Linked DNA regions of Homo sapiens: regions 1 and 2 are each linked to region 3. Evidence: chromatin contacts called from ENCODE Hi-C or POLR2A ChIA-PET data. All regions are on one chromosome and are shown on one strand. The core of a region is the stretch at or near the end of the contact, and the rest is flanking DNA. Distances in the headings are between cores, read along the strand shown.

What was found. Hi-C counts contacts between places; a loop is a spot of excess contacts on that map. ChIA-PET counts read pairs that join two places held with the same protein, here RNA polymerase II (POLR2A). Pooled maps may share reads with other maps.
Region 1: a loop to region 3 is called in a map of CD8-positive, alpha-beta T cell, with 4 times the contacts of the local background. The contact joins two enhancer-like sites. A Hi-C loop is called at or near these places in 3 of 168 maps with a recorded cell type or tissue (CD8-positive, alpha-beta T cell, PC-3 and dorsolateral prefrontal cortex) and 3 of 50 pooled maps.
Region 2: a map of psoas muscle shows a loop between it and region 3 (4-fold over the local background). The contact joins two enhancer-like sites. A Hi-C loop is called at or near these places in 3 of 168 maps with a recorded cell type or tissue (Right ventricle myocardium inferior, gastrocnemius medialis and psoas muscle) and 2 of 50 pooled maps. POLR2A ChIA-PET finds 5 or more read pairs at or near these places in 3 of 52 experiments (H1, HEK293 and endothelial cell of umbilical vein).

The regions. Positions count from the first base shown.
Region 1 is chr11:19,893,499-19,897,550 of GRCh38, forward strand. All of the region lies in intron 6 of NAV2 (neuron navigator 2), which reads left to right. Among named protein-coding and RNA genes, the nearest start is that of NAV2-AS3, 86 kb to the right of the region's middle. Within about 2 kb of position 2,518, at least 2 of the 41 ENCODE cell types and tissues checked have a DNase peak (open chromatin) inside an H3K27ac peak, as active enhancers do.
Region 2 is chr11:19,811,826-19,815,441 of GRCh38, forward strand. The region is part of intron 1 of NAV2 (neuron navigator 2); the gene reads left to right. Among named protein-coding and RNA genes, the nearest start is that of MIR4694, 54 kb to the left of the region's middle. Within about 2 kb of position 1,921, at least 3 of the 41 ENCODE cell types and tissues checked have a DNase peak (open chromatin) inside an H3K27ac peak, as active enhancers do; they include psoas muscle, where a contact is called at or near this core.
Region 3 is chr11:19,847,463-19,851,448 of GRCh38, forward strand. The region is part of intron 3 of NAV2 (neuron navigator 2); the gene reads left to right. Among named protein-coding and RNA genes, the nearest start is that of MIR4694, 89 kb to the left of the region's middle. Within about 2 kb of position 2,094, at least 5 of the 41 ENCODE cell types and tissues checked have a DNase peak (open chromatin) inside an H3K27ac peak, as active enhancers do; they include psoas muscle, where a contact is called at or near this core.

The DNA of each region.
Region 1 (4,052 bases), core at 1,268-3,767, 46 kb after region 3:
GGGACATGGGCAGCCCTCCTACTGTGAATGAGCTGGGAACCGCCGCCATTTTCTCCTCTAACTCAGAGTCACTTGATGCAGTGGAACTGAGTTCCCCCAAGAGTTTGCTAATCACTCTATCTTTTCCTCCCTACATATGAAGGAAATGTATACAGGGCTGACAGATGTGTATGGAGAAAGGTTTCCCAGCCAAGGCACTGGGAACTCTGCAAATGGCACTAACGCCATCACCAGGATGTCTTAACCTATCAAGACTTTGTCATCCAGCCCTTAGTTTCTGCCTCAAGCAACCATTGTTACTCTTCTTCTCTCTCTCCTTTCCTGCTTCCTTGCCCTCTTCTCTCCCACTTTCCTTTTCTTCACCGTACCAGTGTGTTTTTTAAGTGTGCTTAGGTTACAAAAATAATATATGCTTGTAAAATGGTACAAGTATCAGATAAAAGTTCTCCTGCATATTCTCCTTAGAGTACAAATATACACCATTCTATATATATCCATCCATAACTTTCACAATGCATATATGTGTATGTATATATGTATTTGTGTGTGTATATATATATGTAACAGAAAGTTTTGTGTTTTTACATTGATGTGTAAAAGCTAAACTTTATGAGTACCTACCATGTGTCTTATTTTACCCCTATTTTACGAAAGATGAAACTAAAGCAAAGAAAGTTTAAGTACTTGCTGAAGTCATATCAGGGATAGTGAGAGATGGAGTTGAATTTGAACCCAGGCACTTCGGTTTCAGAACCATGATTAATACCGTGCTTTCCCTGGAAGTGGGAAACAAATGCTTGAAGCTTCGCCTGTTGAGGGCTGGTTGACTGGCACAGGAGGAGAAAGTTGGGAAGGTGTTAGGAAAAGCCTGCGCTGGGCCTCTCCTCGCGGGCCAGTCTGCCCTTGCCCTATACTCATTTGGGGAGAAGCTATCATAAAAGAGTCTGAAAGATGGATGTGAGACTCAAGTCCAAAAAATTGAGAAAATAAAGATAAAAGTTCCTGGTGGATTTAACAGGTATAGAAGTATACTGTGTTCTACAGCTGCCTATGGGTGTGCCCGCCAATGCTAGGACAGTGACTGACCTGACCCTGCCCTGGGCAAAGGCTCCCATATCTGCTCTGAGCAGCCTGAGAACAACGAGGCCCCTTAAAGGACCATGGTGCAAATTCCAGTAGAGGCAATGCCCCAGGGAAAGACTTTAGTGTCAGAAGAAAGAAAGGGAAGTCATACTTATTTTTTTATTTAGAGATGGAGTTTTGCTCTTGTTGCCCAGGCTAGAGTGCAGTGGTGTGATCTTGGCTCACTACAACCTCCGCCTCCCGGGTTCAAGCGATTCTCCTGCCTCAGCCTCCCTAGTAGCTGGGATTACAGGCATGTGCCACCACGCCCGGCTAATTTTATATTTTTAGTAGAGACGGGGTTTCACCATGTTGGTCAGGCTGGTCTCGAACTCCCAACCTCAGTTGATCCGCCCGCCTCTGCCTCCCAATGTGCTGGGATTACAGGCGTGAGCCACTGTGCCCGGCTATCATACTTATTTATTAAGTGCATATTATATGCCAGGAACTTTGATTTTCTTTCTTTTCTTTTTCTTTTTCTTTCTTTTTTTTTTTTTTTTTTTTTTTGAGACAGAGTGTCACTCTGTCAATCAGGCTGGAGTGCAGTGGCACAGTCTTAGCTCAGCCTGCCAAGTGGCTGGGATTACAAGTGTGCAACACCATGCCCAGCTAATATTTGTATTTTTAGTAGAGATAGGGTTTCACCATGTTGGCCAGGCTGGTCTCTAACTCCACTACAGATCACTACAAAAGTGATCTGCCCGCCTCGGCCTGCCAAAGTGCTAGGATTGCAGGTGTGAGCCACTGCGCCTGGCCTGATTTTCAGTATGGTACCTGATCTTTACAAATATTCTGTGAGGTAAATACTGTTAACTCAATTTTACAGGCAGAGAGAATGAGATTAATAGAAATTAAGTAACTTGCCCTCGCTGGTAACTAAGCACTGGAATTGTATCCAGGTTCCACTCGGGGATTCAAACTCTGGCTTCTTCCTGTCCTTGGGGAGGTCTGTTATGAGGATAAGGTACCTGTGAGAGTGTTATGTGAGCTGTGACGATGGAAAACTCCTGTGAGGATTCACAATGATAAAAATAACTGATGGTGGTCCCAGTCTGTAGAAGGGTGCATTTATTCTCTCTCCTACCCTGGGCTGTCCCAGGTTTTTTTTTATACTAACTTTTTCAACCATCCTGAGGTAAAAAGCCAGTGGAAGTTTACTTTCAGAAACTTCTGCATTTCCTTCACCTTTTTCCTTGGTTTCCCTTGAGTCTGACCTGTTGATTGCAGCTCCTGAGGTAGCCAGCCCACATGCAGAGTGAAATAACCACCCGGGTAAGACACAACAGGTACCTGGATGAGGTCACCTCTTGTCCTTCACCTTGAGTTCTGTCTCGGGGAGGGACGCTCTTGTGAACAGATAAGCCACAGTTTGTTGTGGTGGGTGCTGTAGCTGAGGTGTGGACTGTTTTCAGGTGAGGTAAAGTCCGTGATGTAATCCCATCACCCCTGCTCCTTCACCGAAGCCTTCCTGTAAGTGAGTCAGACTCTGACTGTGTCAGGATCTGGCATTGCACTCTCAGGTGAGCCAATTCATAGACTACTTTTTCAAAAAGTAGTGGCAAAATACCTATAACATAAAATTAACCCTCTTCACCATTTTAATCAATAATGTTAAGTATATTCACATTGTGGTACAGCCAATGCCTGGAACCTTTTCATCTTGCAAAATTGAAACTCGGTGCCCATTAAACAATAACTCTCCTTCACCACCTCCCACCAGCAGCCCCTAGCAACCACTATTCTACTCTCTGTTTTTATGAGTGAGAACTCTCGATACCTCATGTGAATGAAATCACACAGCATTTGTCTTTTTGTGTATGGGACAGAGCTACTGAAGAATTAAATAATTACTTATAAAGCACTTTACTGCTTGGAAAATAAACACTGAGAAAATTTTATCTATCAAAATGTGATAGGATATGCATAAAAATATGGAATAATATAAATAATGGGCATATTTCACTTAGCATAATGTCCCCAAGGGTCATCCATGTCATAGCCTGCAATTCATAGGCTTTAATGTGTGACCCCGTTGACCTAAGAATTTCACTCGGAGGAATTGTTCTAATGACATCAGTAAGTTAAATTAGAATTTCATTATTCTGTCAGTAAGTGACAAAAATATTTCAACATTTAGTCCCAATTTTTAAAAAATATTAAGAGGGACTGTAAACTAGTTCAACCATTGTGGAAGTCAGTGTGGTGATTCCTCAGGGATCTAGAACTAGAAATACCATTTGACCCAGCTATCCCCATTACTGGGTATATACCCAAAGGATTATAAATCATGCTGCTATAAAGACACATGCACACATATGTTTATTGCGGCACTATTCACAATAGCAAAGACTTGGAACCAACCCAAATGTCCAACAATGATAGACTGGATTAAGAAAATGTGGCACATATACACCATGGAATACTATGCAGCCATAAAAAATGATGAGTTCATGTCCTTTGTAGGGACATGGATGAAGCTGGAAACCATCATTCTCAGCAAACTATCACAAGGACAAAAAACCAAACACCGCATGTTCTCACTCATAGGTGGGAATTGAACAATGAGAACACATGAACACAGGAAAGGGAACATCACACACCGGGGCCTGTTGTGGGGTGGGGGGAGGAGGAGGGATAGCATTTGGAGATATACCTAATGTTAAATGACGAGTTACTGGGTTCAGCACACCAACATGGCACGGGTATACATATGTAACTAACCTGCACGTTGTGCACATGTACCCTAAAACTTAAAGTGTAATTAAAAAAAAAGGGAATTAAAAATTGTAACAGGCAACTTTTCAAAACCCATAGAGCACTTTATGCTTTGTAGGGAAATCCTAAAGAATTTATCTTAAAATCATGCCCCCTCCTACCATCATCACTGAATTTAGTTCTGGTTACACAGAACAACCCACTGAGACATGAAG
Region 2 (3,616 bases), core at 671-3,170, 36 kb before region 3:
TGGTAAGCAGTCAAAAAAAATATTTATTCAATTCCTACTATGTGCTATGCCCTGGTCTAGTGGCTGAGAACTGCAGTGGTGAGCAAAACAGATACGCGTTGTCTTTAGAATCCTTTGCCTGGAATGGTCTTCCTATGGCTTAGTGGTTCCCAGACTGTAGTATGCATGAGGACCACCAGAATGCTTGTTCAAACCCAGTCTGCTGATTATTTTTTCCATCGCCTTTCCATGGTCCTGTCCACATTGAAAAAAGGCAATCTCAAGAGCAGACCAGAATTCAGTCCAGCAAGCAACTCTTGCACAAATTGCACGGCTAAGCTGCCACCCCCCACAATTTCTGATTCAATAGGCCTGGAGTGGGGCCTGATAATCTGCATTTATGATGAGTTCCCAGGCCATGCTAATGCTGCTGGTCTGGGAGAACCACCCCCTGAGCCTTTGCATGGTTGCTCTCTTCTTATCAGTTGGGTCTCTAATCAAATATTACCTGCTTAGAGAGGCCATTCTTGATTTCCCAACCACATTATCCCTCCACTCCTGGCCATTCACTCTCTAATGCATCTTCATAGCATTTATTATTCTCTAATATTAGTTTGCTTATTTTTTATTACCATTTTGTCTCTCTCTCCTACCTCTCATCCTCAGTAGAATAAAGCCTCATGAGAGCACTTCCTTAGACACTGTTGAATCCTCTAAGATTATCAGAGTACCAGAGTATGTGCTCAATAAATACCTGAATGAATTAAATAATTACAAGAGTAATGAGTCATATGAAGGAAAGACCTAAGATGCCTTGGTAGTGTAACAGGTAGACCTAAGGTGGAGCAAAGATATTGCATTTCATCCTACTTGGAGCAGTTTCTAGATGTGGCCTTAACACCTGATTTAAACACTGCATACCAGAGTTTTGTCTTCAAGGTTACAGGCTGTGGGATTTGTCTGCGATCATAGCAGGCCACTCTGGATTTGCTTAGTTTTTCCATCGCCTTTCTATAGTCCTGTCCACAATGAAAAAAGGCAATCTTAAGAGGAGACCAGAATTCAGTCCAGCAAGCAACTCTTGCACAAATTGCATCATGAAGTTGCCAGGCCCCTATCTCTGAGCTTGGCAGGAGGCAAGGCCTGAAATTTACTTCTTCTAATAACCTTCCACCTGAAGCCTATACTCATTCCCTTGTTGGAATCTGGAATCCGGCACCCATGCCAATGTCTCGGTAGCCTTTTCATAACCTCTACAAAGTTGAATGAAGGCTCAAACTCTTCTTTGCAGGAGTGAGACCTTTCGATGAAACATGTAGATTCCTCTCCTGCACTGGCCTTTTAGAGAAATGTAAGGGCAGGCACTGTTGTTTTTTCTTTTCAACAGAGTCAAGCAAAAGATGAGGCACATGGAGGCACCATGCGACTAAAAGCTCTGAGGATGATTGTCAAAACCCCACTGGAGGAGTTGGAAAGCATGTAAGGTTTTGCTCTTGTGTGGCCTCAGCAGCCACTGCCTGGTTCAAGTGAAGTTTGCACAGTCCCTTGGCCTAGAGCTTCATGCCCAGCTTTTGCCAAGCGTGGGCCAAGTGGGGGAATGATTCCCCAGGTTTGTTTGCCTGGGGCAGCCAAAGAAACAGTGATTTATTTCCCCTGAGTGTGTCATGAAAATGTAAGCACCGAGAGTTGGATTATTTTGGAGGGTGAGAATTTGATGGGGGAGATGGAGATGGAAGAATTGCAGCAGTTTGGAGTCAGGGCTGGGGGCCAGAGGGCCGCCCAGTGGGTTGGGGTAACATAAGCTGCCGCTATTCAGGAGGTGGCCTGTGTAAGAAAATCTGACCACAGCGGGTGCGTGACTTCAGCTAAAATTAACCTTGGAGGCTTCACACGCTTCCACAGTGCTTTGAACTAGACACTCCCAGAGAGGGCATGGGACGTTGACTGCTGAGGACTGCGCTGCTGCTGTGGGTTGAGCCATGCCTGTAAGCATCAACTTATGGGTTCCCGCTCGGGGTCAAAGTCGGGATTCCTGTGACCATTATAAAGTGGTAAGCAACCTCCAGGGATGTTGGCAGGGTCTCTGGGGAGAGACAATGAAGTTTATTTGAATTGGACTTGTGTTTAGAGATGGTTTCAATTTATTTTCTATGCAGAGCAGAGACCACGAGCCCTCCAAGCAGGACTTTCATCTGTGGAAAGCTAGAAGAGCTAACTGCCACCTTTGTGCTGCTTTTTTGTTTCATATGTCCGCCCAGGGTGAGGGCTGGGTGGTGTATTTTTAGAGCAGGTAGAGAAAGATCTGTCTGGACATTGTTGGTGGCCTGAGAAAATACAACTGCATAAACCAAAGGCCAAGCTGAGGAAGCTGAAATTGGGAAGGTCCTGGATGTCAACAGGTGTGGCAGGTTTCGCTTGTTTTCTTAATTGTGGGCCTCAGCAGGTGCAAAAGAGTTGGAGGAGATGCCAGGGAGTACTCCTGAGGGCTTCATTGAAGGAGGGACTTGCTTGGGGGAAACTGGAAGCAATTTCCTGTTCAGTGAGACCCATGGATGTCCCGGGAAGGGCCCACTGCCCTCTCCCTCCCCTGGCCAGGGTGACCTGAATGGTATCATTTAAGCTGGAAGGCATCTGTACCCATGGCTTTCCACTTGCTGCCGAGAATCCATTTGGGAGCATGCATTCACAGAGCAAAAAGGCAAGATGCATTTTTATTCCTTTATGCCTCCTTAACCTTCAGACAGTTACTGTAACTCAGGGGCTAATGGCAGTCCTGGTGCCTGCAGCTGTGTGGCGCTCTGGTTTTACAATCAGAATGGCCACTTTTTTGTTTGTTTGTTTTGAGAGAGTGGATCTCACTATGTTGCCCAGGCTGGTCTTGAACTCCTGAGCTTAAGCAATCCTCCTGCCTCAGCCTTCTGGAGCAGCTGGGACTCCAGACTTGAGCCACCATGCCCAGGTAGAATGGTCACTTTGATGTGGTCAGAGGCAATGGCTTTATGACAGAGAGAGAACCTTCTTAGCCTATTCTTCTTGTAAAAATGCTGTAGTTTACCCTCCCCTCCTAAAACTTATCCTTCTCCCCCACCTATCTAACCCAACTTCCTAGGCAACATTAGCATTATTAGGTGGCTTGGCAGGTGCTTATTTTCTAGGAAAGAGTGTGCTTCTCTTATCTGCTTAATGCTTACTCTATACAGCTGACCTTGGAGTGATCTATTATAAAAACGTTTAAACCCGCAAAGCATTTGCTTTGGTGAGCAGATATTCTGTGTGGCCCTTTATGTACAAAGATAAGAACGATGTGGGTATGAAAGGTGTAGGGAAAAAAACCCCTGCATGAAGATACGTTTTCACACAGTTTTGAGGTCATTTTCCATGTGAGCCACTTTACTGAGTCCTCTGAGTATTTGATATCCTCTTGTTCCTTCATCCTCTGGGTGTGTGGCTCATTAAAGGTGGAAGGCTGCTGGGATATTGGACATGTGTGTCGTTTGCTCTAGATGTGTAGCACTACCCAGGCCAAGCACAATTAATGGGGATGTCCCTGAGTTCTCATTATTATTTTTAACTCCTGGGGTCTAGGCTCACTGCCCTGTGGAAGAGATTTCTTTTGAGATAGAATGTTAAAAATAGA
Region 3 (3,986 bases), core at 844-3,343:
GTCCTCCTGCCTTCTTCCCTCAGTGCATCTAGACGGAGGGCCAGCCTGAGCTTGGGGACCAGCCAGGCCAGGTTTCTAATTCCTTTTCTGCTATTCTGCAGCCTTGAGCTAATTACTTGACTCTTTGAAGCCTCATATTTCCTGTTCTATGAAGTGGGGTTGATAATAATACATACCTCATAAAGATTTCATGAAGACTAATGAGGCAATGAAAATGATAATAATGGATAATATTAATTAAAGTGATAAAATATAACCAAAGCTTACAGTGTTTGTCTTGTGCCAAGCACCATTCTAAGTGCTTTACAAATACAGCATGTCCCCTTAGTTCATCCTCCCAACAGCCCTTTGATGCGGGTGATCTTATTATCCCTATTCTCCTGGCATATAATCAGCACTCAGTATATGGCAGTTACTACGATAATGAAGATTTCTTTCAGTGATCATTCATGTTTTGGGGGACATAGAACCTTTTGGAAATCTGAGAACCCTTCAGAAATCTTCTAGCTCTCTCCTCCCCAAATTGCACTTATCCCAGAATTTTGCATACAACCTGAGCAGATCATGAACCCCAGAGGCCAGCTCATGTATGCCCTGGGGCTCCATAGACTCCAGGTTTGGTGCCCCTGCTGCATAGAGCACAGCCCTTCTTCTCACCCTGTCCTTTCAGGGAGCTCTATGGAAAATGCCAGCACTGGAGTTCCTAAGACAGTAGGAATCTGCACTTAGGCACAGAGAAGGGCCAGGCAGTGATTTTCTAACTTCTATTCCATAAGCAGAACCCCTCATTTTCCCAAATAAAAGCTGTGGAACCCCATATATGAGTGATAAAAGCTGCTATAAGTAGGGGTAGGTAGCCCAGGACAGGGCCACCATAGCTGCCCCTTGCAGGAGGCCAGCACCTGGGGAGATGCAGCGGGATGTAGCCTAGGAAGGAACATGGCAGTGTCAGGTTTCAGCTCTGCTCTTGGCTCCAGCCCTCCTTTCTCTGGTCCTCCTCAGTCTCTTTTCTGTGAAGTCGGATTAGGTCTTACCTCTGACCTCTGCAAGGCATCACAGCTGAGAGCAAGGGCTGGGAAGGCCAACTGCTTGTAACCCAGGTGTGTCCCTTAGTCTCTAAGGGAGCCAGTTCCTATAACAGAGGTAGTAACAGTATTTGCCTCATGGGGTTGTTTTAAGGCTTCCATGAGACAATCTACATGAAGTGCTGGCACGTTGCTGGCCACAGAGTTGCTGGCCTCAGTAGATGTTAGCTCTTTTGATGATTTTTCAAGGGACTTAAGTATTTGTTAAAAAACAGACATGCCTCGGGAACAGCCAACTCTGCTTTTGGGTGGGGGCTTGTTTAGTGGGGTTTGAATTCATTTGTATGCCTACATCTCTCTGAATGATAGCACTGGACTCAAAGGAAACCCCTGAGAGATCTCATGTCACAGAACACTGTGGTCAGTCTCGCTCAGTCCCATCATAAGTGGCCCTGGATAATCCACTTGGCCTTAGCACTTCACTTCCTTCTGTGAGAAATGTGGAAGAGAACAACACCTCGCAGGGTTACCATGAGATTTTAATGAGCTAACATTTATTGATCACTCACTATGCACCAGACTATGTGCTGAGAGCCTACTCAATCACTCAAAACAGCCCTATGATAAAGATGCAGTTATTGTCTATATTTTGTACATGGGGACTGAGGATTTAAAAGGGTGCTCGTGGTCCCAGATTCTTTACCTAGGGAGAGGCAGAGTTGGAGCTCGAACCCAAGTCTATTTTCAGAGATATGGTGTTTACCTCTGTGACAGAGAAGGGGTATCATAAAAATAGTCTCCACCTCACCAAGCCGTGTTCTCCTTAGTTTTCATCTGCAGCTACAGCAGAACCAGTTAGGTTTAGCTGAGAGTTAGCAAAAAGGGAGGAGATGGAACATTTCTGGAAAGGGCCTGAGTTGACCTGCTGATGGCAACATGAAAGCTGAAACAGGGGCAGGTGGCCCCTTGTGAAAGGCAGCTCCTTGAATTGGCCTCGAAGAGCCCTGGCGCCAGGTACCTCTCTGGCTACATTCTCTCCAGAGCCTCCTGGGCCAGGAAAAGGCCATCTGCAGTGGGATCAGATTTCCAGGCCCAGTGACCTTGAGCCCTCCCAACAGCTGCCAGAAAGCCGGCCACATGCCTGGGGAGTGTCTGAGATCCTTGGGCAGCTGAGTTGCCTCTTCCCTGGGCCCTGGGCCTATTTTTACACAGCTCTAAGGGCACACACATGTTGCAGAACCAAGAAGGAATGAAGAAAAGTCCATAGGCCACTTAGAATTTAAAGCAAAGTAGAAAGAGCTCAGGGCCAAGATCAGCAGGAAGCATCCACTGCTTCCCACCCAGGGCAGCATATACACACTATCTTATGTGTTGGCCATCGTTCATTGTCTTTCAAAGGTGGCAACAACCTCCACGTCTGTCTGTCTCTTCAGTCATGCCTGTTTAAAACTGTCATTGCCTTCCCATTTCCCTCTCCATACTCTTTAGCACGGAATAGAAGATCCTTCAAGATCTGATTACCATCCTCTCCTGCCACTTGGCCACTCAAACTCTACACCCCAGCGAGACCAGATACCTTGTAGTATGCCAAAGAGGCCGTGTATTTTCATGCCTTTGTACTTTGGTAATATACAAAGTACTTATTTACAGATAAAGTACTGTCCAGTCTGCCACAGGACTGATCTCCCGCTTGCCCCTTCCTGGGCAGTGTGACCTTTAATATTCAGGTCACTTGTTTCCTCAAAGTGTTGACATAATGAGGTGCCTATCATCTTTTGTGTCCCCAAGTGTCCTGTGCCTGCTTTTAACATAATACACTCTCTTGTGGTTGTCTGTTTACTCATCTTCTTGAAGGAAATACCATGTCTTTCACTTGAGTATCCTAAGCGTCTGTCATTTTGGTGACTGGGCCTGTAGTCAGCATTTAGTAAATACAGGATGGGTAGATGGACAGACGGAAAGACCAGGGAGGGAGCTGGCCTGAATGTGTGTGTGTGTAGCTGGAGGATTCTAACATACCATTATTCTGATTTCATTATCTACAGCTGAGCAGTGCTTTGAGCACTCAGTATTAATTTGGAAGTTCCTAATAGGATTTAAGAAATAGATATGTAGTGCTGTTCTAGAAGTGTCTTTCCCTAATTCTTTTCTTCCTCAGTTTATCCAGAGGACCCAAATAGAACATTGTAATTACTCTCAGGACTTGTGGTTAATTTTTAGTTTATTGAGTTTTTTGTGTTGCTTGAGGTGAGCATATTTAATTAAGCACCCTCACAACCACCAGTTTATTAATGTTGATAACAAAAATGATGATAAGGTACTGTTCTAAGTGCCTTCCATGTTTTAACTCATTTTATTCTCATAACCATCCTATAGAATGAGGAATATATTTTATCCATTCCATTAAAAAGAATGGAGAACTTAGACCTTGATGCCATTTAATGTGCTCTGCCAGGGGCCAGCTGTGGGTTGTGATAAAGAACCTCTCATTCTTTCCCCTCACACAGTAGCACCTTTGTCCCTGACTTTCCACCATGCTTTTATTTAACAAGGTATAGCAAACACTTAGAGTAGGTACTGGTTTAGATATTTTATCTGTATTGACTGATTTTATCTTCCTAAAACTCTATGAGAGCATATACAATTGTGATTGCCATTTTATAGATGAGGAAACAGAGACAGAGAGCAGTTGAGTAACTTGCCCAAGGTCACACAGCTAGTAAGTGGCAAGCTGGGGTTTGTTTGCTGGAAGCCTGGCTCGAGAGTCTACTCCCTTAACTGTTTTGCTATTCTACATGTAAAGGAATTGATTAAAGAAGAAAAAAAAGACTCACTATGACATGGAAAGGCAGACATTCCATTTGTAACCCTAGCCCCTCATCTAGGCATAGGCAGAGGCTCAGGATGAGACATTCTGTTTTGGGAAGGAGATGTGGGATAAGAAGAATAAGCATGGGCTCT